2 separate regions of the Homo sapiens genome follow, and region 2 is linked to region 1. The links are chromatin contacts, found by Hi-C or POLR2A ChIA-PET in ENCODE. All regions are on one chromosome and are shown on one strand. The core of a region is the stretch at or near the end of the contact, and the rest is flanking DNA. Distances in the headings are between cores, read along the strand shown. Region 1 overlaps FARP2 (FERM, ARH/RhoGEF and pleckstrin domain protein 2). Region 2 overlaps THAP4 (THAP domain containing 4).

The links. A loop is a pair of places that touch in the nucleus more often than their neighbours do. ChIA-PET counts read pairs that join two places held with the same protein, here RNA polymerase II (POLR2A).
Region 2: a loop to region 1 is called in a map of Caki2, with 5 times the contacts of the local background. The contact joins two enhancer-like sites. A Hi-C loop is called at or near these places in 1 of 168 maps with a recorded cell type or tissue (Caki2). POLR2A ChIA-PET finds 5 or more read pairs at or near these places in 2 of 52 experiments (GM12878 and H1).

What each region holds. Positions count from the first base shown.
Region 1 is chr2:241,488,861-241,491,759 of GRCh38, forward strand. It overlaps FARP2 (FERM, ARH/RhoGEF and pleckstrin domain protein 2), which reads left to right. Exons shown (of 27, transcript NM_014808.4): 22 at 1,102-1,184; 23 at 2,201-2,319; 24 at 2,656-2,819. Among named protein-coding and RNA genes, the nearest start is that of MIR3133, 12 kb to the left of the region's middle. RefSeq lists enhancers at 1,352-1,865, 1,866-2,381. Within about 2 kb of position 1,376, at least 2 of the 41 ENCODE cell types and tissues checked have a DNase peak (open chromatin) inside an H3K27ac peak, as active enhancers do.
Region 2 is chr2:241,583,406-241,586,304 of GRCh38, forward strand. It overlaps THAP4 (THAP domain containing 4), which reads right to left. Exons shown (of 6, transcript NM_015963.6): 6 at 1,000-1,320. The coding sequence ends at 1,201. It also overlaps the pseudogene RNA5SP122. Among named protein-coding and RNA genes, the nearest start is that of BOK-AS1, 26 kb to the left of the region's middle. RefSeq lists an enhancer at 894-1,422. Within about 2 kb of position 1,251, at least 2 of the 41 ENCODE cell types and tissues checked have a DNase peak (open chromatin) inside an H3K27ac peak, as active enhancers do.

The DNA.
Region 1 (2,899 bases), core at 126-2,625:
CATCAGTCCACTCTCTCTCATTAGTGGTGTCATATGAGATAGTCACTGTTTGGTGAACACATTCCATCCCTTATTCTGCCTCCTTTTAAAAAAGATTCTTTGCTATTCTCAAGCATTTAATTCTTCCAAGTAATCTTCTAAGTCATTGGACAAATTCCTTACAAAAACACCATGGAGATTTCAGTTGAAATTGCATTAAATTTTTGTGTTAACTTACGGGAAGACTAACATCTGGACAATGTTTTGCCTGCCCTTGCTTATGTTGATTCAGATTTTTGATGTCCAGTGAGAGGCTTGGTTGGTGTATCAGGCTCTGCACAGGGAAGCTGTCCATTCTGTGGAGTTGTTGGTAACTGGCTGGTCCTGGGGACAGAGAACTGGCCCTCGTTCCTGACTGTTAAGGGAAGGATGATGGCTCTTGGCTTGAAAAGATCATCTTTATCATGTTAACACAGTTTCCTTCTGTTTCTAAGAGGTATTATCAGAAATAACACCTTGGATTTTGGCAAAGGCATTTTCAGCATGTAGAGAATGGATTTCCCTTTTTCTCTTTGACTTCTGATAGGATGAATGTTATCAATCAGCTTTCTAATGCCGAACGATCCTTGCATTCCCCAAACAACCTTACTTGATCGTGGGACAATTCCTTGTTACATGCTTTTAGATTAGATTTGGTAATATTTTATTTTGCAATTATTTCATCTAACTACTTAAAATTAAAATTAATCCACAGTGGGTTTTCTTTGAATCTAGCTCTGTTAGGTTTTGGTCTTTGGTTCATAAATGAATTGTCCAACTCCCTTTTGGATAATCAAAATGCTCAACATTTTTTCCTTTGCTTGATTTTCAGCTAATAGTGCTGGACCCCCCGGTGAGTATTTGGGTGCCCTCTGGCCCATGGCTCACCCCCTGGGGTGCAGCTGCCATGGCGCAGGGATACCAGTGTCCTCCTTGGCCTCTTGTAGAGTCTGTGTGCACTTGGACAGCACTGGGCTTCCAAGCCCCACCTAGCATTGCCAGCAGTCACCTTGTGTCCTGCTCAGGCTTAGGCTGTCAGTTCCTTCTTGGCCACAAGACTTGGACCGTTTCTCCCACCCACAGGTGGAAGAAAGTGATAACGAGTGGTCTGTTCCACACTGTTTCACCATCTACGCGGCTCAGAAAACAATCGTGGTGGCAGCCAGGTAAGGGTCTTCCATGTCTCCATCCTGAGCAGCCCTGGATGGAGGGGTGGGGACTTCCTCGCCATGAGCCTCTGAGTCCTCTGAGCTGTGAGGAGCCATGTAGCCTCATGGGGTTGTGCCCCCTTTGACTCTGAGCTCTGCTTCCAAGTCACACAACCAAAGGAGCAGCCTCGCCCTTGTCAGGGGCAGGGCTGCTTGCCAACCTGACAACACCCCACAAGTGGCAGGCCCCAGTGCTGTGGAGCCGCTCCCTCTGCCCTCCGGTTCACAGTGCCTCCAAAGACAGGACGGGTGAGTGGGCAGGCTCCTGTGGTCTCCCAGGGCACAGGCGCTTCCCCAACCCTCACGTCAAGAAGTGCCAGCAGCTAGTGGTCAAAGCCCCAACAGGGCAGCTTACACCCAGCCCAGCCAAACACTGCCTCCCAGTCCCAGTGTGGTATAGACTCACATGAGGCAGCCCAGGCTATGGCACAGAATCAAGTGGAAACAGCTCCCTCCTCCCCAGATAAGATCAACAGAAGGATGACACTGAGCTCATTTGGCGGCCAGGATGCAGGGGCCCCTGCATGGTCACCAGCACCACACTGTGCTCTGTGAGGAGTCTCAGCTCTGACTCTGCAGCGCCCTGGCCAGCATCAGAGCACAGGGCACTCAGTTCCCACCAGGAAATGCTCACTTAATCATGAACCAGGGCCAATCTTGCATTTCAGCATCACAGATGTAGAGAACATCATTTCAGGAACAAATACCCCTGCAGACCCCCTGTTCTAGGACCGGGGCCCTGCCCTGGCACCCACAACCCTGTCACAGCACCCTGGAGGTCAGGCTGATGCAGGTCCCTCCCAGCTCTCCTCCCTGCTATTCTCGCTGGAGGGGACACGTTTCCCAGTCCTCTCACCAGGCAGGACAAAGCAGAATGTGAGAGAACAGGTGCCCTGACGGCTCGCCCTCCCTTGAGGGCTGGGGCCCTACACAAGGAAGAGCAGAGCCACTGAGCCTTGCCCTTCTCCCTGCAGCACTCGGCTGGAGAAAGAGAAGTGGATGCTGGACCTGAACTCCGCGATCCAAGCAGCCAAGAGTGGCGGTGACACGGCCCCTGCACTGCCAGGCCGCACTGTGTGCACTCGTCCCCCCAGTGAGTGCTGGCCACAACCCCCCAGGAGACCTCCACTACACCTAAGGAGGCTTTTTTTGGAAACTGTTTTCCTTGGTCCCCATTGGCCCGCTAAGTTCCCACACAATCCCCTTCCACAAGGAATGTTCCAGGCTACGCCTCATGCCTGGGCGGGAAGAGGTGTCAATCAGCTGCTCTGGCAGAAGCACCTGTAGTTTTGCTCTCAGCCAGCAGCTGGCCTAGCACCAAGGGCTCCCCATTTCCCCAGGACCCCCGAGAGGAACCCAAGGGGTGGAAGTATTTGGCAAGCAGAGGCCACAGGGGGTTCCCCCTGAGACGCTGCTGACTTCTCCCCAGGATCCCCCAACGAGGTATCTCTGGAGCAGGAGTCAGAAGATGATGCTCGGGGTGTCCGCAGCTCCCTGGAGGGGCATGGCCAGCACCGGGCCAACACCACAATGCACGTGTGCTGGTACCGGAACACCAGCGTGTCCAGGGCAGACCACAGTGCAGCTGTCGAGGTACGACCGCATGAGCACCACCTCAGTGCATCTGGAATGTTCCCAGCTGTCTCTGCACTTGGCTGCTGAGGAGGGGACCT
Region 2 (2,899 bases), core at 1-2,500, 94 kb after region 1:
AGTGCTTTGGGCAAAATGCTGGCAGGTGCTGAAGCTGGGTGACAGGTACAAGGGTTTAGTGTATGTTTGGAAACTTTCATAGTGAAAAAAACCCCACAAAAACGAAAGCTGTATTAGAGTTACAAACTAAAACTTACATGATGATGTTAAGATCACAGCTAGCCTCTTGGGAATGCTCCATCTGTAGGAAAATATAGACTCGGCTCTTTAAAAGTAATGAGAAAATGACTGCCATCTTTTTTTTTTGGAGACAGGGTCTTGCTCTGTCACCCAAGTTGGAGTGCAGTGGTGTGATCTTGGTTCACTGCAACCTCCACCACCCGGGCTCCAGGGATCCTCCCACCTCAGCCTTCTGAGTAGGTGGGACCACAGGCATGGACCACCATACTCGGCTAATATTTCTATTTTTTTTTGTAGGGATGGGGTTTTGCCACGTTGCCCAGGCTGGTCCCAAACTCCTGGCTTCAAGCCATTTCCTCGCCTTGGCCTCCCAAAGTGCTGGGATTATAGGCGTGAGCCACTGCGCCCGGCCAACTCTATAGAAGATTTACAAATATTTTAGATCTTGTCAAAACTGTAAGAAGAAAGAAAAGGAAAGAGATTCATCCCTTCTTAATTTTTTTTTTTTTTTTTTTCCAGACAGAGTCTTGCTCTTGTCTCCCAGGCTGGAGTGCAGTGGTGCGATCTTGGCTCACTGCAACCTCCAACTCCTGGGTTCAAGCGATTCTCCTGCCTTAGCCTCCCAAGTAGCCAGGATTATAGGCATGCGCCACCACACCTGGCTAATTTTTTGTATTTTAAGTAGAGACGGGGTTTCTCCATGTTGGTCAGGCTGGTCTCGAACTCCTGACCTTAGGTGATCCGCCAGCCTTGGTCTCCCATAGTACTGGGATTACAGGCGTGAGCCACCACACCCAGCCCCCTTCTTAATTTCTTAGGGAACGCTTTGGAAAACAAACATCAGCAGATAAAAAAAAAATGTACAGCCTACGCAAGTGATAATATTCAAAATCCTCAGCCATAAAAATAAAGGCCTTTTATTTGGTTTTTCTATGCCAGTACAGAAACATCTGGACAACACTCTTGAGCCTGCAGAGGCTCACGGCCACACCCACTTCTGCCGCAGGGACTGTCTGTTGAGGAGCCGAACCGTTGAGGCACAGTAGCCAGGCCCTCCCGAGGGCTCCAGAAGCTCTAGGTTTACGGGGTCACCTTCTTGTAGGTGACGTGAAGATGCTGAGTCATTGGCTGTGTCGTGGTTGCCATGGAGACCGTCTGCTCAAGTTTGCCTTCAGAATTCAGCCTGAACTTCCGGGTGATCTGAGCAGGAGAATGGAACAAAGATAGCTTAGTTTTATCTTCAAAAGATTCAATCAATGCCTGTGCGCCCACTGCATGCCACACACTCATCACGGGCTGTGAGCCAGGCAGTGGCCCTGCCAGAGGAGGGTAGACACACAGCCCAGGGCCCCTGGGCATGTCACAATCCAGGTGCCCTTCAGCTGCCTCCAGAAGACCACCAGGGGAACACAGGGATTGTTTATTTAGAAGTCACCTTTTTTGTCGACGGCCATACCACCCTGAACGCACCTGATCTCGTCTGACCTCGGAAGCTAAGGAGGGTCGGGCCTGGTTAGTACTTGGATGGGAGAAGTCACCTTTTTTTGGTCTCTACAAATCATATACCTGATCAGACAAGCGCTGAGCTTCCAGTGCTTCCCTTCTCCACTGCCTCCCACTTTCACTGTAACTAGAACTGATGTCCAGTGTGTTCTTGGAAAGCTCAGAAATACCATCTTTGGAACAGTAATTCATCAGAATAAATTATAGCAGCTGTTTCCAACAAGAATCCAAGCCTATGGCAGCTAAGTCCCGAATGAGTCAGCCCTATATGCCCAGAATGTTTGCCGGCAAATTGTGAGAGTGACCACTGTCAAAAGACAATTCTCTGATGGGCACTATCTCTCTAGTGCCCCAGATGTGTGGGGGGTCATGTGGGGTGGGGGGCACCAGAAGTGGATGAAACGGAGTTCTGCTTATGGCCATGGCTGACTACTCTGTAACTGACCAACCCTCCTGCAGATAACAACCCAGGTTTTAAGAAGTTTCTTTAAAGGTGTCAGAGAACCACCAAGTCAGCGAGGACCAGCACCCCAAAGAGAAGGAAGTGTGGAGGTGAGACCCAATTTGGAGCAACTGGCCCCGATGCTTTTGCTGCCCGGAAGTCAAGGGGTTCAAGGGGTGGAGGCTGAGAGGGATGTGGTAGCTAAGAGGCTGAGAAGCTAAGTGGGGCCTTCTCAGACTCATGGAGCTGGAGGGACAAACACTGGAATTCAGTGTCCATCTAGGAGGAGAGGCGCAGCCGGGCATGGTGGTATGCACATGTAGTCCCAGCTACTCGGGAAGTTGAGGCAGCAGAATTGCTTGAACCCAAGAGGTGGAGGTTGCAGTGAGCCGAGATCATGCCACTGCACTTCAGCCTGGGTGACAGAGCAAGACTCCTTCTCAAAAAAAAAAAAAAAAAGAAAAAAAAAAGAAAAAGAAAAAGAAAGAAAAAAAGCACCCTGAGGTTGGGCACGGTGGTTCACGCCTGTAATCCCAGCACTTTGGGAGGCCGAGGCGGGCGGATCACGAGGTAAGGAGATCGAGACCATCCTGGCTAACAGGGTGAAACCCCGTCTCTACTAAAAATACAAAAAAAATTAGCCGGGTGTGGTGGCGGGTGCCTGTAGTCCCAGCTACTCAGGAGGCTGAGGCAGGAGAATGGCGTGAACCCAGGAGGCGGAGCTTGCAGTGAGCCAAGATCGCGCCACTGCACTCCAGCCTGAGCAACAGAGCGAGACTCCATCTGAAGAGGAAAAAAAAAAAAAAAAAAAAAAGCACCCCAGCTTTGGGTGGG